Linked DNA regions of Homo sapiens: region 2 is linked to region 1. Evidence: read pairs that join two places in POLR2A ChIA-PET (ENCODE). Cell type or tissue: Caco-2. All regions are shown on one strand. Each heading gives the region's core, and the rest is flanking DNA. Links, peaks and the distances in the headings are about the cores only. Region 1 overlaps TP53BP2 (tumor protein p53 binding protein 2). Region 2 overlaps CAPN2 (calpain 2).

Region 1 (8,000 bases), core at 1-8,000:
TTTGCTTGGTTCCTTATGGGAAAGGAGCTAATGAAGTCATCTTACATTCTTGAGAATATGGTATTTAAAGAACATATAGTGTCAGGAGAAGGCATTTTGGAAGTAAAGTTATGACAGATAATTTAAAAACATTATTTCCTTATGCTTACTATTAATTTGTGCCTGTTTGTTGAAACCTCGTCTACCTCAGTTCATAATCATCTTTTTCATTTCTGAATTTCCATTTTACCCACATTCTCATTCATGTAATAGAGTACTAAACATATAAAAATATATATATAGCTTTTGAGACAGGGTCTCACTCTGATACCCAGACTAGCATGCAGTGATCTCCTGGACTCAGGTGACCCTCCCACCTCAGCTTCCTGGGTAGCTTGGACTATAGGTATACGCTACCATGCTTGGCTAATTTTTTGTGTTTTTTTGTAGAGACAGGGTTTTGCCATGTTGCCCCGGATGGTCTGCTCTCAAATTCCTGGGCTCAAGTGATTCCCCTGCCTCTGCCTGCCAAAGTGCTGGGATTATAGGTGTGAGCCACCATGCCCGGCCTGAGATTTTTGTATCTCTCACATACTAAGCATACGGTGGGCTCTTTTTTTTTTAAAGTGATATATTCACATACCATAAAATTCACCCATATAAAATGTACAATTCAGTGGTTTTTAGTATATTCACAAGGTTGTGCTGCTATCACCACTAATTACAGAACATTTTCATCACCCGAGAAAGAAACCCCATACCTTTATCAGTCACTCCCTATTCCCCCTTCCTCAGTTCTTGGCAGTTATCAACTTTTTGTCTGTATGCATTTGCATATTCTAGACATTTCATATAAATGGAATTATATGCTATGTGGTCTTTCATGTCTGGCTTCTATCACTTAGCGTAATATTTTCAAGGTTTATCTGTGCGGTAGCGTGTATCAGTACCTCATTCCTTTTGATGGCTGAATAATATTCCATTCTAATATAGTGGACTTTTAAGATGTGCTTCTTAATTGCTTGTTTTTAATCATTCCTGACTAAATTTGAGGCAAGATAGTGACCCAAGAAAAACAGTCTCAACAGATATTTGTCTTCCATATCTCACGGTAAGGATCCAGGGAAGGCACAATGTATATGAATAAGAATGGTATGTGGTTATTTTCATCATTGATTGCTTAAAAAATCAATTTTATTGTGCACGTGGTACATTCTAGAAAATTTAAACGTAGATAAGTTCCTAAAAATTCACTTAGTCATCCCACCACCAGGGCATAACTACTGTTAATTTGGTGAATATAGTTTCAGGCTTTTTTCTGTGCCTGTAGATGTGTATGCATAATAGGATACAGTGAGCACTGTTTTATAACAAAACATGTGTAACTGAAATATTTTTAATAAAAATGTTTCATTTTTTATTCATTGCCTTCAAAAATATTTTGGTATCAGATGCAGGAAACTTCTTAGATTTAACAGTTTTATTTTTTATCTTTAAAAATGGTGGATTCTAGGCCAGAATTGTTTTCTGAAGGACTTAGTTGATAGAGTAGCCTAAAATTTCTTTTCTAAGTAAAATTTTCAACATGCTGATAAAAACTGCTTCACCAAAATGAAACAGAAGTGAATTCATTTTTTTATTAGACAGAAAATTCAATTACTTTTTGAATAATTCTTTTTGTAATACAGTAAATTTGTAAAACAAAGATAAAAGGATGGTAGCAATAAAAAGAACATGTGTGCCTGCCTGCATTTTCTCATGTTAACATGATAGGTTAGTGAAACCAGCCTCTCTTTTGATTATTTTTCTTATTTTTTTTTTCCTCTTCCAAGTAAAGGAAGGAAAAGGGAATTGATACATATTGGAAAAAAATAACCTTTATAACTTGAGGATATACTTATATCTATAGTTAGTTTCCTGTCAACACCATTTTCCCTCTCAACTAGGTCATTCCCATCAATTAAAATGGTCTGTAAAAACTCTCACCTTGAGATAAAAACAAAACACTCCTTTTACCCTGTGTCTCCCTTCCCTAGATGGCTCCATTTGCTCTGCCTTGGGTTAGGGCAGAACACACTGGAAGAACTAGTTGTCTGTACTGTGCCTCTGCTTCCTTCCCTCAGGTTCTCTAGCCTGTTCCAGCCAGGCCCTTATTCCCATGACTCAGTGCTGGTCAAGGCAGTCAGCAGCCTCCATCTTGCCAAATCTGATTGTACACTTTTGCATCTTCCTCCCTCACACGCTTTCTTTGCTTGGTTCCTGGTGTCCCGCACTCTTCTGGACTTCTTCCTTTTTTTGGTGGCTCTTTCTCAGGCTTCTCTGCTGAATCCTTGTCCTCCGTGGGACCTCTGGAGGTTGCTTGGTTAGCTTAGGACACAGTCCTCAGCATTCTTTCCTGTCTCTAGCTGGCCCTAGCTGCTCTCATCCAGGCTTAGGCTTTAAATGCCTCTGCATGCTCATCTCTTGCTTTCTCATCTCAGTCAAACTTGCATATTAGACGGCCTCTTCATGTCTCCGTTTGAATGTTCCATAGGTGTCTCATATTTAACATAGAGGCCTCATTCTGTGGGCCCTTCCCAACCTGTTCCTCCTTCCTCACTTTGTACCTAGTGCTTAGGTAGCAGATCCAGAGTCACTCTTAATTTCTCTCTACTTTCAAATCCCACATTCTGTCCACCAAGCGAGTCTTACTGGCTCTATCTTCAAATAATAATCCAAATCCAGCCATTTTCACCACCTTTGCTATTAATTTGCAGTCTGTGCTACCATCGTATCTCATTCCGTGTGTAGCATTTACCTCTTAATTGGACTTTCATGCCAGTCCTCCTGTAGTTTGTTCATATAGTGATTTTTTTTAAGGGCATAAATAGCTACCCCGTTCAAAATCCTCCAGTAACCTCTTACTTTTGAAAATTGAGATATAATTCACATACCATAAAACTAATCATTTTGAAATACGTAATTCAGTGGTATTTAATGTATTCACAATGTTGTGTAACTATCACCACTAATTCCAGAATATTTTCATCACCCCAAAAAGTAGCCCTGTACCTATTAGCAGTCACTTCCCATTTCCCCTTCCCGCAGCTCCTGACACCCAGTGATCTACTTTCTGACTTTAATGATTTGCCTCCAGTGGGCTTTTAGATTAAAATCCACAGTCCTTGCCCTAGCCTTAGACGATGGTTCTCAGGACGTGGTTTCTAGACCGGCAGTATCAACATCACCTGAGGGCTTGTTAGAAATGCAGAATTTTCAGTCTCCAACCCAGATCTATTGATTTTGGAATTCTTGGGGTGGAGCCCTGCAATCTGTGTTTAATAACGACCCTCTGTCCACACCAAAGTTTGGGAACCTCCAGCCTATAAAGACATGCATGATCTGGCTTTTGCTTGCCTCCTTGAATTAACCCTTTCCTCTTGCTTCGTCTGCAGTGACCTTCCTCTTGTGCAAATGTGACAAACTTGTTTCCTTCTCAAGGGCTTTAAATGTGTTGCCTCTGGTTGGCACATTCTTCTCCCAGACCTTAGCTGGGCTGTGTCCTCACTTCCTTTAGATGGTTGCTCGGTTGCTCAAGAGTCCTCTGACTGCATAGTACGGAGAGGAGGGCTCCTGTGCTGAGTGTCTTTTTTTTGCCTCTCTGCATTCACTTTTCACCTTCCTCCACCCTGCTTTGTGCCTTAGGAGGTTGACTTCTCTAAACTGCATCAACCGCTTCCCTTGCCATCTGGTAGGTAGTTGGGTTTGTCCAGTGGGGAGTAGTGGGTGGACATGAGAGGGAAGGAGCCAGGTTGTGGTGTTTATTTTTTTGACTTCCTTCCTGTGGGCTGGCTGTGTCCTTCTAACAGCTTTCTTTCTCTCTCTTTGAATTTTGTACTGTCTGTAGTATTACCTGTTTAGTAAAGATTATTTTTACATTAGAACAGAGACATATAGCAGATGATCTGTAAATACTGAATGAATGAAAATAATGTTGAAACAGAGGTAGAATGATGGTAGCAGGATGTAAGCTGAAGATATGAGTGGACAACACACTCTCTCATTTGAGAGTATATAGCTGTGCTACACGCTACATGCCATACCGTTTAGCAGTACCTGAAACAAAACTGACCGTGAAAATAAATCAGGTGAGATGATGGATTGTGGGCAAAATGTTGCTCTAAAAGACAGAACTAGAGGCAGTGACACACTTGGCACCGTGTGGTCCAGATTCAGGAGAGTCTTTACCTGTATGCTCTCAAGGAAGGGGCTCAATCTTGGTTTTGCCACTTAATAGCTGTGTGACCTGGGTGAGTTACTTAAATCCCTCTGTGCTTCAGTGTTTTCATCTGTAAAATGCAATCACATTTGCAGGATTTAATACTTAGTGTGTACTTGTTACACACCAAGCACAGTTCTAGGCGCTGAGTCTACAACACTGAACAAAGACAAAACCTTTGACTGTATGGAGCTTACTTTCTAGTAGGAAAGGCAGATAATAAAAATGAGTTAAATAAATATAACATATGACATGTTAGTGACTGTGCTAAGGAGGGAAATAAAGCAGAAGAATGGGCTAGGGTGTGTGTGTGTGTGTGTGTGTGTGTGTTTGGTGTTGGAATTCTAGGTAGGGTTCCTAGGTAAGGCTTCACTGAGAGGGTGACATCTGAGTAAAGGCGTGACGGAGATGAGGAAGGGAGAGTTACACTGGCATACAAAGAAGCGCATTCCAAATAGAGGAACAGCAAGTACAGAGGCTCCCACCTGGGAACATGCCTGGTGTGTTTGATGAACAGCAAAGAGGACGCTGATAGAGCACAGAGTGAGGGGGGATTAGAAGGAAATGGGGGCCAGATCATGACTACAGCAGACCTTGTAGGCTGCTGTAAAAATGTTGACTTTTACTCTGGTACCTAGTAAACATTTACTAAATAGTAGCTCTTAGGGAACTTTTTTTTTTAAAAATTAATTTTAAGTTCTGGGATACAGGTGCAGGATGTGCAGGTTTGTTACGTAGGTAAACGTGTAGCTATTGGGGAACTTAAAGACTCATTTTGAAGATGAGGATGCTGAGTTTCAGAGAGGTGACATTACTTGCCTAAGGTAGTCTAACTAATTATGAAGAAATCTGGAGTTTGAACTAGATCTCCTGCCTGGGAATCGACAAAAATAGCGTGTTGCTGGCCCAGCATCGCGGACTGCAGTACAATTACTAAAATCACCGCAGAGCTAATCTCCATACATTACAGGTAGAAGCGGGGTCAACTCGTACACTTACTGTTCATACCAGTGTTAAACCTGTGGGAAAAGTAACCATAAATAGAACACATCTGTCATCATTCTTATTTTTAATTGTACTTTTAAATAAATGAAGCTGTTGGTTTTCCAGAAAGTAAAAGATCAGATCTCTGTTAAAGTGTGGGTAACTGTGGTTAAATGGAGCATTTCCTAGTATTTTCTTTCTATAAAGGACAGCTTAAAGAATAGAGGATAGATCAGAAAAACAGAATTGTACCTTTCTCATTTCAGTAGGCAAATAGATCACTTATCTGAGTCTTTTTCTTCATTTATAAAGAGAAAATAACACCTGCTGTTTATCTGAGAGTTGATGTAAGTTTCTGAGATAATGTGTCTGAAAGATGAAGTTTACAGAGGTAAGGTGCTATCTTACATAATAGGCTTTTATTTGTTGATAAGGTGTGTGTTTAGCATATACTCTGTATTTCCAGTATTTCTGTAACTTAACACCTCTAAGCTTCATATTTACAATGAAAAGTTACTATTTTCAAAGTGATAAACTTCAAAGCAAGTTTTTGCATCGGTAGGGAGTATGGAGAGGGAGTATTTAATGCTAAAGTGTACATTATTTGTCTCCATCACTGAATATGCTGTATACTTTGGGAGCAGCAGACGAGTGTACTTCTGTGCTTTGTTAATCGTTTTATTTTTTCAATGATTTAGTCAAGGCTTTATGATTTTTGTGTAATAATTTTGAGTGCTGCCTTGTTGGCTAAGTTGAACTCTAGAACTGTGTACCTTTATGTAGTCAAAATGTGAAAAGCCTGAGATAATTAGCTTGAGAGCTTTTGAGCTCATACTGGGAAAGTCTACAGTGTTTTTTTATTTTTCCATTAAAAAATTGTTTCAACAGTGTTCACTATTTTAATTTTTCTGGATTACCCTCTGTTATACCTGTTCATGTGAGTTAACAGCTTTGGTTGCAGAATGTGGAGGCTTGGACTGGCTTGAGTGCAAGGGTCCGCTCTTTCTCTCATGTATATCTCCTCTTTCTCTGACCAATTCTTGAGGCACCGAGTCTGATGTCTTAGCCAGTTTCCATCATCATCCCTAATCCGGTGCTGCCTTTTCCCAAGCAACATCTTAATGCAGCTTTCTCCACTTGGGGGTAATGGGCAGAGACATTTAAGTTGGAAGGGGAGTTGTGTGACTGTTGGTAGGCCCTCCAATTGCTGTGTGATGTCCTCCTGTCATTGTGGTCATAGGGTATATCCTACTTATTCTGCTTTTTTGCAGTCTTAAAACCCAAACTTTTCCCAGTGCTTAGCATAGTTTCATTAATGATTTTAAAAGACTAAACTTGTCCCTCAAGTTTATGTTCCATAGGTTATGCATTCTCTTTCTTTGATTGGAATTATTTTCACAGGATGTATTCTCACTGTGAGGTAACGCTTTCAAATTATTATTTTTTAATCCTGATACATACTGACTTGCATGGAGTTACTCATTGAATTGAATAAACATAGAGCCTTACTAATTTGCATCACTGTCGAAAACTTGTTTCCTGTTTCACTTCGTTTCTTCAGCATTGGAAATTAACAAGATTTTTTTTTTTGTAATTTAATAGGTGTGAAAAATTTAATTCTTTAGTAGCAGTGTTTCTAAGATACAGTGTCTTTTTTTACTAGGAGAAAGATTGTCAAGATTGTTAGGTTTTTTTGTTGTTTTTTTTTTTTTGAGTCAGGGTCTCACCCAGGCTGGAGTGCAGTGGTGCAGTCACTTCTCACTACAGCTGCGACCTCCTGGACTCAAGCAGTCTTCCCCACTCAGCCTTCCAAGTAGCAGGGACCACAGGCATGTGCCACCATGTCTGGCTGATTTTCTTTTAATTTTTGGTAGAAACGGAGTGTTGCTTCGTTGCCCAGACTGGTCTTAAACTCCTGGACTCACATGATCTTCCCGCCTTGGCCTCCCAAAGTGTTGGGATTACAGGTGTAGGCCACTACACCCAGCCTATTAGTGAGTTTTAAATGTAAACCTTCTGTTGGTCTCAGTGTTTATATACAAGGTCAGGTAGGTGTTAACATAACAGCTACTCATTTCTACTTATACTTTGTTAATGAAATCTTGTACTTCAAAGTAGGTATTTAATTTGCTTAAAACATTTTAGAAGTACAATTTTTTGGCCGGGCGCAGTGGCTCACGCCTGTAATCCCAGCACTTTGGGAGGCCGAGGTGGGTGGATCACCTGAAGTCAGGAGTTTGAAACCAGCCTGGCCAACATAATGAAACCCCGTCTCTACTAAAAATACAAAAATTAGCCAGATGTGGCATGGCGTGGTGTGGTGTGATATGGCATGCGCCTGTAATCCCAGCTACTCGGGAGGCTGAGACAGGAGAATCACTTGAACTCGGGAGGCGGATGTTGCAGTGAGCCGAGATCATGCCACTGTGCTCCAGCCTGGGAGATGGAGTGAGACTCTGTCTCCAAAAAAAAAAAAAGTACAATTTTTTGAATAGGTAATATATGTACATTATATAAAGATTAGGTTTATACAGAGCTGCCCCACAAGCTCTGTTCCCTCCTGCTTCCACTTCAGAAGCAGCGTGTTACATTCTTACGTGTCCTTCCAAAAAAGAGACTGTGCATAAATAAGTATATATGGATGAGGTTGTCGCATCAACCTTTACAGGATTGACAGGAAGATATATTTGTAGTATGGGTCCAGCATATATAAGTATTTGGCAAACAACATGAATAAAACTGGCAAAAACAGATTTAATTTGAACTGATGTGACTGTAT
Region 2 (15,717 bases), core at 7,081-15,080, 100 kb after region 1:
GCTACACTCCCACCAGAGCCATGACAGTTTACAGATGCCATGGCAACATCAGGAAGTTACCCTACGTGATCTAAAAAGAGGAGGCATGAATAATCCACCCCTTGTTTAGCATATAATCAAGAAGTTTAGCATATAATCAAGAAATAACCATAAAAATGGGCAATCATCAGCCCTCAGGGCTGCTCTATGAAGTAGATTTTCTTTTATTCCTTTATTTTCATAATAAATTTGCTTTCACTTTACTGTATGGACTCACCCTGAATTCTTTCTTGAGCGGGATCCAAGAACCCTTTCTTAGTTCTAGATCAGGACCCCTTTCTGGTAACACATCTTGCATTGTATGGAGAGGCATGTTTATGACCTGGGCCTGAGCGTCTAGAGGTCTCCACCCCCACACCGTGACCCCACACCTGCTTACACACCTCCCTGCCCCACACCTATCTCCTTACAACTCCCCAGTTTCCATGGCTCGGGGTGAAGGTGTCTTTAGAGCAAGAGCCCCCTCCTTCTCTTTCTCCTGGTCAGGAATAAAACCCTCTTGCCTTTTTTTCCAACTGAGTGTTCTTTCTTTGCAACTGATACCAAGTAGGGAAAGAACTCAGCTTACCGGTGACACACTCACACACACGTTTCACACACTGGCCAAGGGAGCTCATCTTGGAGGAAGAGCAGGCAGAACACAGAGCTGCTACGGGGCAGCCCAGACTCCCAGATGCCTTCCGCTGCCTCCACATCCCTCACTCCATGCTTCTCGCCTGGGGCCCAGCTTGCCGTGCCTCTGCACACCTCTGTCCTCGCGTAAGTCAACTCTGGAGGACATGTCTCTTTCCCCTCCAATCTAGTCTCAGGCTCCTTGTTGGTGCATTCCTGGCTCCGTGCCAGGCCTGTACTCAGTCTAGAGGAGACTGGCGCTGGTTCTGAGGCAGTGAGCTCACAGCCGGCAGGAGACAGACGTGGAAACTGGTTGTGGATGATGGTGGTGAGCATGAGGCTTTGAGTCTGAACAGGGCAGACTGGGACTGTAGGAGGGCTGGGGTGGGCGAGGAAGGCTTAGAGCGGGGAGCTGGGTGAGGAAGAGCAGGGGCACTTTCAGGGAGAGGGAAGGTCAAGTGCAGAGTCCAGAACAGGCAGGCAGCAGGACGGGCATTGTGGGGCTGGGCATTGGGAACTGGAGAGGGCTGGGGCTAGGCGGATTGGGTTGGATGTCCGGGCCAGCTTAGGAATCTGAACTGGCTCCTAAGGGAATTTAAGCCAAACTTCCTTCTCTTCCTTTCCCCTTCTGCACCAGACCCTCCAAGCATAATAAAATATTTGCCTTTTTCAGAATGAATCACTCCCTGCTTCCTCTTTGTGGGAAACCTTCCTTCCAACTCTCCCTCCTTAATCATCCTTTGGGGTATCTCTCTTAACCCCTTACTGTTCCCCTCCCAGATCCTCACACTGACTCCCAGCTGACTCCCAACATGATCTGAACTTGGAATTAATCCATCCATTTAATAATTTGCCTCCACTACTTCCATAGCTCCCTGAGGACAGGTTTTCTGGCAGCAATGCCCAAAGTGGATTAGATACAAGTATACATGCTCCTTAACTTACAACGGGGTTACATCTGAACAAATCCATCAGAAGTTGAAAATATTGCAAGTCGAAAATGCATTTAATACACCTCAGCCTACTGTAAACTAAAAATCAAAGTCTAAGCCCCTTAACTAACTGAATGGGTGCCCCCTTAGTCAAGGGGATTCCAAGGTAAACCTGAAAAACAAGTTCAGGCCACGATGGGAAGGGAGGTCCGTCATGCCTCATTTTATCCTCCTCCTTTAGGAATTCAGGCACAGCTGACCAGCCTTAACTGAAAACAGAGATCTTAAGACTCACAAAACAGACTCTTCCTAGCAATAAGATACCAAATTCCAACCACACTCTAGTAGAGCATCACATGACAGATAGCAGGCCCTGAAAGAAATCAAAGTATTTTAGCCCAAAATATATTTTTCTGACAGATTTTGAAATGTCTCTGAAAGCTGTCTCTTGTGGGAAAATCTACATTCTATAGCAGGGGTGTCCAATCTTTTGGCTTCCCTGGGCCACACTGGAAGAAGAAGAATTGTCTTGGGCCACACATAAAATACACTGACACTAATGATAGATGATGAGCTAAAAAAAAAAAAAATCTCATAATATTTTGAGAAAGTTCACAAATTTGTGTTGGGCCACATTCAAAGCCATCCTGGGCAGCACGAGGGTTGGACAAGCTTGATGTAGAGAATCACCTTCCCTTCAGGTCTTTTTCTGATCCTGAAGAGATTAGCTGAGCATCTAGTAGCACCTTTTAAAGGTCTGAATAGAAAACATTTGCCATCTATTGCCTTTGAGAGTGGCCCTCTGTGAGACTTCATCTACATAATAAAAACCTTGGTCTCTAACAACTTCTTATCTCAACCCAGGCACACTTTTCAACTGATTTCAGGTTTTCGTTTTTTTTTTTTTTTTTTTTTTTTTGGTTTTTTGGGAGCGAGTCTTGCTCTTGTCTCCTAGGCTGGAGTGCAGTGGTGCAATCCTGGCTCACTGCAACCTTCACTTTCTGGGTTCAAGCGATTCTCCTGCCTCAGCCTCTGAGTAGCTGGGACTACAGGCATACACCGCCATGCCCAGTTAATTTTTGCATTTTTAGTAGAGGCGAGGTTTCACCATGTTGGCCAGGCCAGGCTCGAACTCCTGACCTCAGGTGATCCACCCGCCTTGGCCTCCCAAAGTGCTGGAATTACAGGTGTGAGCCACCGCACCCGGCCTTGATTCCAGGTCTTTAGATAGTAACTTAATGCTTTCAATTAACTGCCAATCAGAAAAATCTCTGAATCCACCTGTGACTCGGAGCCCCCTCCAGCCCCTGTGCCTTCCCCATCCACTTCAAGTTGTCCCGCCTTTCTGGATTGATGTCTGCCTGTAACTTATGTCCTCCTAAAATGTATAAAACCAAGCTGTAAACCAACCACCTTGGGCACAGGTTCTCAGGACCTCCTTGGGCTTTGTCACAGGCTTTGGTCACTCATATTTGGCTCAGAATAAACTCTTTAAATATTTCACAGAATTTGACTATTTTGTTGACACTGCCTAACACCATAGCTTAGCCTAGCCTACCTTAATTGTGCTCAGAACACTTACAGTAGCCTACAGTTGGGCAAAATTATCTAAGGAGGCAAAGCCTGTTTTAAAATAAAATGCTGAACAACTCAATGTAATTTATTGAATACTGTACTGAAAGTGAAAAACAGAATGGTTGTATGGGTACTTCAAGTACAGTTTCTACTAAATGTGTATTGCTTTCATGCCATTGTAAAGCTGAAAAATTGCATGTCAAGCCATTACAATTCTGGGGCCACCTGTAGGCATCCTGAGCCAGACTCCAGGTGAGAACTGAGGCCCGCCTTGGAGTAATGGGGGAATAGAAGAAAATGGCGGCTTGGTGATGAGTTAAGGACCGAGAATGGAGGGACTGGTTGGACACAGAAAGGGAAGAACCTTGTATAGAGAAGGGATTGTGTTTTGCTTTTGTCTTTTTTGCTGAAGTCTCAGCCCACTGCTCTTCCTATAACAGATGCCCAGTAAAGCTGGCTGAATGGAAGCAGAAAGGCAGTTGCTGGCTTGTGCAAGTCAGGGCTCCTGAGCCCCATGGGCATCTCAGAACGCTTGGGGGTGAGTGGAGTCCTGAAGCTGGCACATCAGCCCAGCTTGTGAAGTCCTTCACTACTGTGTACCTTGGGAAGTCCCAGAAAACACATCCTCCCCACCCCGCAAACCATGAAGAGCTAATGTCCAAGCAGCTTGGGTTATTACTGGTAAAGGACAAGAAGGCCATTATTCAAAGGGGAGGAATCGTGGTGTCTTCCAAAAATGGTGGCAACAATGTTTCTGGTTTCACATGTTCTTCCAGAACCCTGCCACTCTCCATCTAGAAGTGGGCTCCATGTCCCTTCTCTTTGATCCTGGGTGAGCCTTCATTGATCTCAATGAATAGGATATGGCAGAAGTGATGCTATGTGACTTCCAAGCCTAGGTCGTAAAGATGAGACAGCTCCCAGGTCTTTCTCTTGGGACATGAGCTGCTGTAAGATGTTCAGCTACCTTCAAGTCCCTGTGATGGGGAGACCACAAAAGAGACAGAGATCCCTGGACCCCTGCTGATCCACCCTTCAGCCCGGGCACCAGACATGTGGTTGAGGGGGCCTACAGATGACTCTGTCCCCATCCCCATCTGATTGCAACCACTTGAGAGAGCGGGAGAGAGTTGCCCAGCTCAGCCCCGTCATCCTTCAGAACCATGAGAGAGAACAAAATGCCTTGTGTTTCAAGCCATTTGTTTTGGGGTGGATTGTTACACACTAGATACAGGTGTGACAAAACAGGGAGCTTGTGCTTGGGAGTCTGAACTGTAACGCATACCAGGGAGCCAGGGATAGTAAGATACACCTGCTAACAGAGTCTCCCACCTGGGGGTGCCAGCAAGAGAATGGAGCCAACACTGAGAAATGCCAGTGTCAGGCCACCCAGCTGCTCTGCAGTTCCCAAGGTACCCTGGACCTGAGATGTTCCCACTGTCTCCCTGCTGATGTGTGGTTTGGAAAGGCACCTGAGCTAGGAAGCTGAGCAGACGGAATGGCCTGCCAGTGGAACCATTCTCCAAGAAGCAGGGAGGGCCCTTCTCCTCCTTTGCTGTGTTCCTCCCAATGCTAGTGGGAAGCTTGAAGCTCCCCTCCCACAGGCTCAAATATCCCAGCAATGCTGCCCTGACCCCGTACATGCAATGTTTTCTCCTTTCCTACAGTATTTACTCATACTTGCGGCTGGATTAGATTGAAGCAATGCTGGAAAGAATATTTAGTTTGTCTTCAGCAACTCACCTACTGATTACCACTGCTATTCCTACCTCCCATCCGGCCACTCCCTTGCACCAGGCTCCCCAAATGGCATTCTGTGTGCCCAGTGACCCCCACAGTACCTCCCCCTTCACTCCTGCTCTGCCAGTGGTTCTCAACTGGGGGCATTCCATGCACCCCCCAACTCCGCCAAGCCCCCAGGGGACATTTGGCAAGGTCTGCAGACATTTTTGAGTGGCACACGGGGGTGTGTGGGTAGAGGCCAAGGATGCAGCTAAACATCCTATAATTCACAGGACAGCCCCCTACAATGAACAATTATCCAGTCAGTTGTGCCAAGGTTGAGAAACCCTGATGGATCTCAAATCGTACCTGTTTTGCGTTATATTTCTTTAGACCTTTTGTTCTTTTGTTTTGCATGCTGACAGCTAGATACACGATAAACAGACCAAGCTACTGAAGACTGCTCCTGGCTAAATTTCACCCTTCCTGAGACAACAGCATTTTAACAATCTCCAGCAGACCTGACACCCTGTCCCAGAGAGACACATCTCTCAAGGTCCTAGGCAGCCCAAGAAGGCGGAGAGCCACATTTTCAGGCAGCTGTGGGTCTTCGCTTTGGAAGGGAGGAGAAGGAACCTCTGAAAAGCCAATTCAGGGCCATCCCTCTGAAACTGGCAGGGAGGGGCTTCTCTAGAGGAAATGCACACCCCGCCAGCGTGCTAGGCCTGCGAGAGGGTAGCTGATGAGTCACCCTGGGCCATCCCTTTGTTACTCATTTCAGAGTCTGGCAGCAGCCCAGAAAAGGATACCCCCAAAGTGGAATTCCCCATGCATGTACAATCATCCTTCATTTGTATCAGGGGCTGGGAGGGGAGGGGGCAGATCCTCCATTTTACTCATGCCCCACCCTTATTAACAAGAAGTCTTCAGCCTCCTTCCCTAAACTGCACACACATCAGAACTGTGAGCCACAGCCAGTGATCCAAACCACGTGTCCCAGGCCTTTCCTTTCCCTTCTCCCTGCCCTATCTGCCAGAAGGGAGGCCCTAAAAGGGAGGATGGGAGGGAGGCGAGGGTGCTGGGGCTTGACATTCACTCTTCCTCTCTCTAGTCCCTTGCCTGTCTCAGCCGTGCCCTGGACCAGAAGGACATAACCTGTTGCATGTTTTGTCGTTTTTGTGTCCCTGTTCCCTGCAGCCCTGACCCTCCTGGGCCATCGCCCCCACGGTCACTAGTCAATATCAGAGTTTTTATCTCCAGTACCCCAGCAGAGGTGGCTGCTCCTTCCTGATGGCTGCCCTCCCCCCAGGCGCAGGCAAACCCACCCTCTTCCTCCCCATCCCTGCTCTCATCACAGACCCCACAGAAGAAGGGAGGAGGAGGTGGAACCTTGCCCTCGGCTGCCAATTCCTGTCTTAAATTCCTGCTCTTCAGGAACTCTCCTTTCTTAGCTCCTGGAGGAAGCCCAAAGACAGTATCTATTTTCCTGACTTCCTGAGGGGATTCACAAAGCTGAACTACTAGTCTTGCTTGGGCTGGGGTAGCAAAATACAGGAGAAACATCATCCTGAGAATGGGCCCAACAAGAATGAACGTGGGAAACTTTCTCACTCGGATCCTGGTCTCCCGAGAGACGGAGGAAACCCACGAGGCCCTGGGTTCCAGTGGCACCTTTCTGTCACATAGTCTTAAAGTTCCCTGCATTGTAGGAAAAGAAAAAGAAAGGACGCAAACATCGTCATTGTTCCCATTTCGCAGATGGGTGAGTGGAAACTTATGGCTAGAGATCACAAGGTACTGGAAGCACGTGTATGTGCTGGGATAGGAGAGAGTCCACGTTCCTTGGCACTGAAGGGCCTCTGGCCCTTTGTGGGAAACATCAGGAGGCCATGACCATTGTGTGACCAAAGAAAATTACAGCAGGAAACTCCTCTGAGTTTCCGGACCTTCCCCCTGGGACACCACCTCCTCTGTCATACCCCTCTCCAAAACTTAGGTGGCCGCCAATGTCAAGTGCTAAAGCTGGGACCCAGTCGGGTATTCAAGATGTGCCACAATGTGTCTCCACCTCAGCGACGCGACCTCATTTGACAGTACTCCCCTCCAGCTGTACTGTCCCCAAAGAGAACGTGCAATCTGCATGGATTAAACCTTTACTATGTACCAGCCTCTGGAGCTCTGAGCTTTATATGTCTATTATTTCATTTCATCTTTACAGTCCTCTGAGGTAGACACAATTTTTTTTTTTTTGAGATGAAGTCTCGCTCTATTGCCCAGGATGGAGTGCAGTGGTGCGATCATGGCTCACTGCAACCTCCACCTCTCAGGTTCAAGCGATTCTCCTGCCTCAGCCTCCTGAGTAGCTGGGACTACAAGTGCATGCCACCACGCCCGGCTAATTGTTTGTATTTCATATTGTAGTTTTGTAGAGATGGGTTTTCACCGTGTTAGCCAGGATGGTCTTGATAGTAGGCACTATTATTATCTTCATTTCACGGATGAGGAAACTGAGGTGTGAAGAGGATAGTGATCCACTCAAAATGACAGAGCCAGTATGTGGCAGAATAAGAGGCCAGTCCCTAACTGCCAGACACCAAGTCCTCATTCGCTACCCTGATATTTACAGATGTTTATTGATGTAGGTTTAGCTGTTTGTTTTGAGACAAGGTCTCACTCCATCACCCAGGCTAGAATGTCATGGTGCAATCACGACTCACTGCAGCCTTGACCTCCTGGGCTCAAAGTGATCCTCCCACCTCAGCCTCCCAAGTAGCTGGAACTACAGGTGCACACCACCATGCCCAGCTAATTAAAAAAATTTTTTTTTGTGGAAATGGGTTCTCATTATGTTGCTTGGCTGGTCTTGAACTCCTGGGCTGAAGGGACCCTCCCACCTCAGCCTCCCAAAGTGTTGGGATTACAGGCATGGGCCACCATGCCCTGCCTGTTTATTGACGTCTGTGCATTGTTTGGCTCTGATGTGAATACTATCCCGCTTTGGAGAGTAAAGGCTGAGAGGCTGGATTCCAGAGCGCAACAGTCTGCTGCTGTGCAGTGCAGCAGCCACAAGGAACATGTGGCTATTTACATTTAAATTAAATAAAATTACAAATTCAGTTTCTCAGTTGCATGAGTCATATTTCAAGTGCTCCACAGCCACACAGGGCTAGTGCTGCTGTTTGGAGCAGTGCAGATATACACGGTTTCCATCATCACTAGAAGCTCTATGGGACAGGGGTGGTCTAGAAGTGGCCTCACTGCACACCTGCTGGCCAGGCCACCTCCTCCTGGGGCTCAATCATCCAGACAGTGTTGCTAGCCAGGACCCCAACAGACCTCATGGAACCCACGGTCCTTCATTTCTCAAATCCCCAGATGAGTGTCCCTTGGCTGGTCTTCTTGGGGACTGGTGCTGAACAAGGTGGAGATATAATTCCTCACAAACACCAGTCCAGCTAAAGCCAGATGTGTGAGGGTGCAGGGGGCTGTCGAGGAAGGTAACATTCTAAAGTCACAGAATGTCAGAAGTAGTGGGGCATCAGGAAAATCTGTTCCAACCTTCTAATCTCAGAGACAAGATAAGACAACTATGGCCGTATAGGGGCGTGGTCTGGCTCCTGGCCACAGGAAGCTGGTGGAAAATCTAAAGAGGCACCCAAACAGGCAAAGAGTCACCCCTGGATCCAGAGGCCCATGGGGAGCAGGCTGGAGCCCTGGAATCCCACTTTGCACGCCCTGTGGCTTTGCAGGAAAGTATATGGGAAATGGGGGATTCTTGAAGGGGGTCCCACTGCTCCTATTCCTGGAGAGGGGGCAGGGAGAGCTAAGGAGAGATTTGTTCTTCAGGCATCTGATGTAGCTGGAGACCGTGGGTACCATGGCCAAAGCTGAGGCAGCCAGGGTGGGACAGGGGCCTCCAAGCAACACAGCAGTGTTAGCAGTTCACCTGGACCTGTTGATGAGCTGTCTTAGATGCACGAAGGCAAGAGATGTCTCATCTCGTCTCTAAGATCTTAGATCTTAAGTGCAGAGGGAAGGCAGCTGGGAGTGTGGACGGCAGCCACAAGGGAGAAAAGTGCAAGAGCATTTACAACCAGAAGAGAAGCCGAGGGGACATGATGGCCCATGGACAATGTAGCCATGGACAGTGCCCTGGGAGGCTGGTAAGGGGGGTGCTGGGACTGGTGGTGAAGAGATCATTTTTAAGAAAAAGAATGGATTTACTTTCTCCATCAAACCAGCCAACATCTATTTGCTAGTCTTTAAACATTTTAACTACATGGGTACTTATTTATTTACTTTTTGAGATAAGTTTTCCCTCTGTTGCCCAGGCTGGAGTGCAGTGGCTCCAGAACCAGGCTGGAGTGCACGGCTCACAGCAGCTTCTACCTCCTGGGCTCAAGTGATCCTCCTGCTTCAGCCTCCCGAGTAGCTGGGACGACAGGCATGTGCCACCAAGCCCAGGTAATTTTTTTGTAGAGACAGAGTTTTGCTATGTTGCCCAAGCTGGTCCCAAACTCGGGTTCAAGCGATCCTCTTGCCCCAGCCTCCCAAAGTGCTGGGATTACAGGTGTGAGCCACTGCATACTTATTAAAAAGGCACCACAAATTCCAATAGACAGGCATCTTACAAAATCTCTGATCAATATTCCCCAAAACTGTCAAGGTCATCAAAATTAAGGAAAGACTTGAGAGACTGTCACAGCCCAGAGGAGCCGAAGGAGACTTGGCAACTAAATGAAACGTGGGGTCCTGGATGGGATCCCGGAATAGAGAAAGAACCTTAGGGGAAAACTAAGAGAATCTGCATAAAGCATGGACTTTAATAATACTGCATCAATGCTGATTCATTATAACACGTGTACCACACTGATGTAACATGTTAATAATAGGGGAAACTGGGTATGAGGTATCTGGAACTTCCTGTATTATCATCTCAGCTTTTCTATAAACCTAACACTGTTCTTAAAAAAAAGTCTATTAACATTTTTAAAGGTACCTATTATAAAAATGCATTTTTAAATTTATAATTTAAAAATTATTTGCCAGGTGTGGTGACTCGCACCTGTAATCCCAGCACTTGGGAGGATAAGGCAGAAGGATTGCTTGAGCCCAGGAACTTGAGACCAGCCTGGGCAACACAGTGAGACCCCATCTCCACACAGACACACACAAAAATTAGCCAGGTGAGGTGGTGCGTGCCTGTAGTCCTGGCTACTTGGAAGGCTGAGGTGGGAGGATTGCTTGAGCCCAGGAGGTCGAGGCTGCAGTGAGCTATGGTTTTGTTACTGCACTTTAGTCTGGGCAACAGAGCAAGACCCTGTCTCAAAAAAAAAAAAAAAAAAAAAAAAGAAAGAAAGAAAAAGAAAGAAAGGAAAAGAAATAAAAATTATTTAAAACACTTAAATATTCAATTTTTAAAATTGAGGAATGCACATCTGACCCCTTTGTGTTCATTTTCTCCCCATATGTTTCTCCTTCTGAGTTTCAATCTGTGTGTTACCCAAACACAGGCCACAAGTTTGTCTCTCCTCGTTTTGGCATTTCCACCCTTAGATTATGAAATTTTCAAGGACAAGGATCTGGTTTCCAACCCAACTTATTTTCTTCTCCTCCTTTTCTCTTCCTCCACCATCCTCTTTTTCTTCGGCAATTTGGCAAAAGGACTTTTCACATAACTGGAATCAGTAATGATAATCCTGGTCCCTTGAATTTGTCTGGGATTCTATAGTGTGCCAAGTGTGTTTGCCTGTATAAATCTCACTTTTCTCCACAGCCCTGGGAAGGGATCCTTATCATTATTCCCATTTCACAGAAGAAGAAACTGAGGCTCAGAGGGGTTGGGTCCAAATAAGTGGCTAATGAGTGGTAGAAGGAACAGGACTGGAAAATTCCCCATCTGGCTTGCCTTTCCCATTGGTCTTGTCCCTTCCCCACTCTCTGCTGAGCTAGGCTGTGGGGTGGGGCACCCTGTAGCTAAACACCTCCCAGTGGGTGCTCTGGGGGTCCATGTGACATCTTGAGAAGGAGGCAGGTTGACCCACCTCTGAGGGGCCCAGGGAACATTTGCTGGGTTACAATGAAATGGGGGTGTGCTGTTTCAACAGCCTTGGCAGCCTTGGGCTCTACCCCAGGAAATCAGAGGCCTGCAAGGTGACCTATGCCTTCCTGGCTGGGGTAGCTGCCTTCATCCGTGAGCTGTGAGGCTGTGGGGAAAGCTCAGTGGTGACCCAGTGCAAAGTAAAGCATCAGAGGTAGGAGCAGCTCAGCCTTGGAGTTTCCTGGGTCCTTGGGAGCCATTTCAAGTGGCAAGCACCTGTAAGAATGTGGTTATTACCCCACGATTTCAGAGCCATATTTAGCTGCAGGGTCAGCCAGTGGAGGCTCCAGCTGGGTCTCCAGCCCTTCCTCCAGAAGGGCAGATTTTTCTCTGCTGAATCAATTCTTACACAACTATATTCTGCAATGGAGATGGCTCTTGGTGAGAGCAGCTCTGTAAACATGGTTTAAATGACTTTGGTGAAGCTTGGAAGCTGAGCCTTCTGGGAAGGAGCGTGGGTGTTTGTGGATTAAACATTGCTGGGCAGCACAGTAAACAGGGCAGGGCGTTGCAAAGTGCACAAGTCTAAGAATGTCACCTGCCCAAGTTCCCTGGGGGAACTGAGTAAGGCTCAGGGTAGAAAGCGCAGGTAGAGAAGATGAATTTTGCTGAGAATGGTTCCTCAGCACAGCACTATGGCAAATTGGAGGGAGCATGGGTTAGGAAGAGTGTAGGATTCAAAATCAGACCAGGGTTCAATCCTTTGGCAATTACTAGCTGTGTGGCTTTACACTTACTCTCCCGTCTCTGTGGCTCAGTTTTTTTTTATCTGTACAGTGAGGTGAGAATATTTACTTTAGATTTGGGATGAGTACATGAAATACTGTAGTGAAAAAATGCTCTATGAATTGCATACTGTTATGCAGGTGATGGGTACTGTTATTACTCCTTCTGTGTGTAATAAAAGAATGATCTTGGCTGGGCGCAGTGGCTCACGCCTGTAATCCCAGCACTTTGGGAGGCCGAGGTGGGTGGATCACTTGAGCTCAGAAGTTCAAGACCAGCCTGCGCAACATGGCAAGACCCGGTCTATACAAAAAAATACAAAAATTAGCCAGGTGTGGTGGCGTGTGCCTGTAGTCCCAGGTACTCAGAAGGCTGAGGTGGGAGGATCACTCGAGCCCAGGAGGCCAAGGCTGCAGTGAGCCAAGATCCTGCCAGTGCACTCCAGCCCTGGGGAACAGAGTGAGACCCTGTCAAAAAAAAAAAAAAAAAAAGAGAGAAAGAGAGAAAATAAGGATGATCTTGTAGTGCTCTAACCCTCTAGCACAAGGAATGAGGAGTAGCTGGTTAGAAACCCGGGAATGGCTTTAGAATAGCTGAATACAAACTCATAGGGGGTGTCTGAGGTCACTCCATTTACCCTCCTTCCTTCTCCGTTTTTGGAAGAGACGGAGGTTCCAGATGGAAGTTCCAGGTAATTACTTGCCCAGTCTTCGGACTACCAACAGAGCTGAGTCTAGGCTCATATCTCTGGCCATGTCACAGAGTGTCACTGCCATGGCCTCTGTTCCTGGTGCTTGTGAGGCTGTTGGGATTTGGTGAAGGTCAAGGCCCCATCAGCACCCGCTGGCCAGGTGCCAGAATCAGGGTGAGAGTACAGTATACCACATTTCACAGATTGTGATCTAACTAGAGTCCTCCAAAATAAAAGGCTGAAAGAACAAAATGACCAATACTGCATTATACGCGCGCGCGCGCACACACACACACACACACACACACACGCACACACCCCTGAGAAATTACAGACTAGCTACTAAGAAATTTTTAAAAGGTTTACATTTCACCTGGTTTATAATTCCCCTGGGAGGGAAATTTCTCCCAGGAATGTTAACCTTTGCTATCTCCTCTCCAATTGGCCCAGTGGTATTTACACAGGACTTAAATCATGTATTTGTTGCTTACACTTTGGCACTTAAGGTGTTGTTAAACTCTGAAGCAGATGTTAGGCAGTTGCTGTGTTTGTTTCTGGATTCTCTCTCTTTTTTTTTGAGATGGGGTCTCTCTCTGTCACCCCGGCTGAAGTGCAGTGGTGCCATCTCTACTCACTGCAACCTCTGCCTCCTGGGTTCAAGCAATTCTCCTGCCTCAGCCTTCTGAGTAGCTGGGATTACAGGCACCCACCACCACGTCCAGCTAATTTTTTTGTATTTTTAGTAGAGACAGGGTTTGACCATGTTGGCCAGGCTGGTCTCTAACTCCTGACCTCAGGTGATCTGCCTGCCTCGGCCTCCCAAAGTGCTGGGATTACAGATGTGAGCCACTGCGCCGGCTGTTTCTGGATTCTCTAAAGCCCCCGGGGTTGGTCAAAGTTTCCATCAATTCCATTTTCTCTAATGAATAGATTTTCCTGGAGGATCCGCCTTGGGTGCTCAAGGACCTCTATCTTCTGTCTTTTGTGGGGCGAGAAGAAAAGAAATGAAAGGAGTGTTTTCTGCAGGTAAGAATGTGCTCTGGCATCTCAGGAATCTGCAGAGCCTGAGCTCAGACAAACTTTCCCGCCCAGCTCATGTTCTTCCTCACAGTCTGTCTGTCCTAATGATTCACATGATGCTCTGACATTCCTCAGGGCTAGAAAATTTTCCAGGTCCCGTCTTAGGGAGTCTAGCTCAGGAATTAAACATACCCTGGGGTCAGGGGTACCAGCCACCACTTTAGCTGTAGGAAGACCTCTGCATCCTCATCTATAAAATGGGAATAATCACGGTGCCTTAGAGATACATATTAGCTGTTATCAGCTGGTATTAGGAGTATATGAGTAACAGAACCTCTGCTAGGTGGGTGAGGACAGGAGGTACAACTCTAGTTGACTGATTTTGCTACTGATGAACTTGTCTGGGGAGCCAGCCAGCTGAGGCTGATGGCAGAAAATAGATTTTTGGTTTATCAGAGCAAATAATCTGCTCTAGTAATTATAGGCCCACATTTATTATGAGTAAAAGAACATTGAGGGCAGATTCTATGAGAATCTTAGATAACAGCGCCAGGCCCCATTGCTGGGACTTCCTAGAAGCTTTGGGAATTTTCATACTAAAGGTGGAGAACCCTGTGGGTTGAAACCTTCAACAAGGACTATCTCCAGAAACAAATCTGAACTCGGCTCCAGAAAGCAAGGTTTTGGACAATTCAGCTACTCCAGTTCATTTTACTTAAATGAGCGTTACAACTGTGATACCATGGTGAGCTTGTCTTGCAAACACTGAGAATGCCCTGGTACTATAACTTCCTTCAGCAGCGAGCATTAGAGTTTCCTCTTTCTTTACACTGAGTCACCTTCCCTGGTTCCTGAACCTCACAGAACTGATGTCTCAGTGCTGTCATTGGTCTGGGGGAGTCCTCCCACCTAGTCCTCTGCCCAGAGTGTATTTCGTGAACCACTGGTAATGCTGGCTCCAGGAGGTGCATACCAAGGGGTGGCTGACATCCAGAAGCCCCCTGGTCCTCCTAGTGGCAGCATCTCTGTAACCTCAGCAACTAGCCCTGTGCAGGGGACACAGGAGGCCTCATTTGTGTGCCCCAGCATGGGGCTGAGGGTAGAATCATTGCCCGCTAGGGCCAAGAAATTCCATGGAGCTTCTCTGCAAATAGAAATTGCCAAGCTGCTTGGGAAGGGAGAGAAGCCACAGGTTGTCCCTCATCTCTTCCACCCACAGCCTTACAGACAAGATCCCCCAGCTTGCTCTGAATCTATCACTTACCCAGGGCTCCTTGGCAGATGTCTGTGCGGGTGGCTCCTCCAATGATAAACTGGGGGTCAGCGCAGATCTCCTGGGAACGAGACCCACAAAGTGCTGTTAGCCTACCAGCCAGGTGCTTCTGCAGCTAGGATGCCTCCATTCTCAGTGGGGTCTTCTAACCCCTTCTCCCCTTCCCCTCCCCTCTGGGGAAAGTGTGTCATCACAGTCAGAACTCTGTGTCATGAGGTCCTTCTGACCCCTGCTCCCTGGGCCCTGATGGGTGGATGGGTGGTCCTGTCTGAGAAGGGCAGGCATTGGACCCTGCACACTCTGGACTGCCTGGAGCCTCCTTCATTGTGCTGTGTCCCGGGGGCCACAGCAGCAAGTCCAGCCTTTTCTGCCAGACGTGGAGACCATCCACACTCTAGAGCCACCCTATCCACTGGGTTAGCATCCTCTCTCCTCTGTTACTGCATGCAAGTTGTTTTGCTTGCATGAAATTCCTTCCTTTCCCACTCTCTTCCCTCCTTTTCCATATTGCATCATACCTTGAGGCTCATTGTCACCTCCTCCGTGAAGTCGTCCTAGTCCAATCCTCACTCATCCCTTCAAGTCTGAGTCCCAGAGTCTCTGGACTCTGCAATTTACTACTTAGGTATTACTCTGATTTCCTAACACATACCCTTTTGAGGGCAGGCGGGATCTAACCCTTTTGAATTCTTCCATGGGACCATGAAACTTACAGCATCTATATATTCTGTACCTGCTTACATCAGAGACTGTGCTCAAAGCTTTACCTCATGGAATGGGTATTATCCCCCTTTTACAGACGAGGAAACAGCTCAAAAAGGTGAAGTGACGTGTCCAAAGTTAACACAGTTCACAGATAATAGACAGCACTGGCATTGGAACTTACTGATCAAATGCGCCAACTCTTTCTGCTCCTGCCCTGCCTCTAATTGATTTAGTACCAAGCGTTCAAGGGTGTTAAAACCTCAGGGGCCATTGTCATGAGCAGCCTGATGGAAGCCAACCTTGAACACTTCTTAGCCCTTTC

Evidence for each region. Peaks named below come from ENCODE experiments on the same cell type or tissue, not always from the same donor. Only the 100,000 strongest peaks of a DNase experiment are listed, where the experiment ranks them.
Region 2: POLR2A ChIA-PET joins it to region 1 with 10 read pairs; 4 of 35 experiments call an interaction of 5 or more read pairs at or near these places.

What each region holds. Positions count from the first base shown.
Region 1 is chr1:223,821,594-223,829,593 of GRCh38, reverse strand. The region is part of intron 1 of TP53BP2 (tumor protein p53 binding protein 2); the gene reads left to right. Among named protein-coding and RNA genes, the nearest start is that of TP53BP2, 20 kb to the left of the region's middle. In Caco-2, for the core only: no CTCF peak of the experiment used is centred there; no DNase peak of the experiment used is centred there.
Region 2 is chr1:223,716,796-223,732,512 of GRCh38, reverse strand. CAPN2 (calpain 2) reads right to left here. Exons shown (of 21, transcript NM_001748.5): 2 at 14,682-14,751. Among named protein-coding and RNA genes, the nearest start is that of CAPN2, 12 kb to the right of the region's middle. RefSeq lists enhancers at 389-984, 4,362-5,022, 12,907-13,754, 13,920-14,089. In Caco-2, for the core only: no CTCF peak of the experiment used is centred there; DNase peaks (open chromatin) are centred at 11,332, 12,702 and 13,482.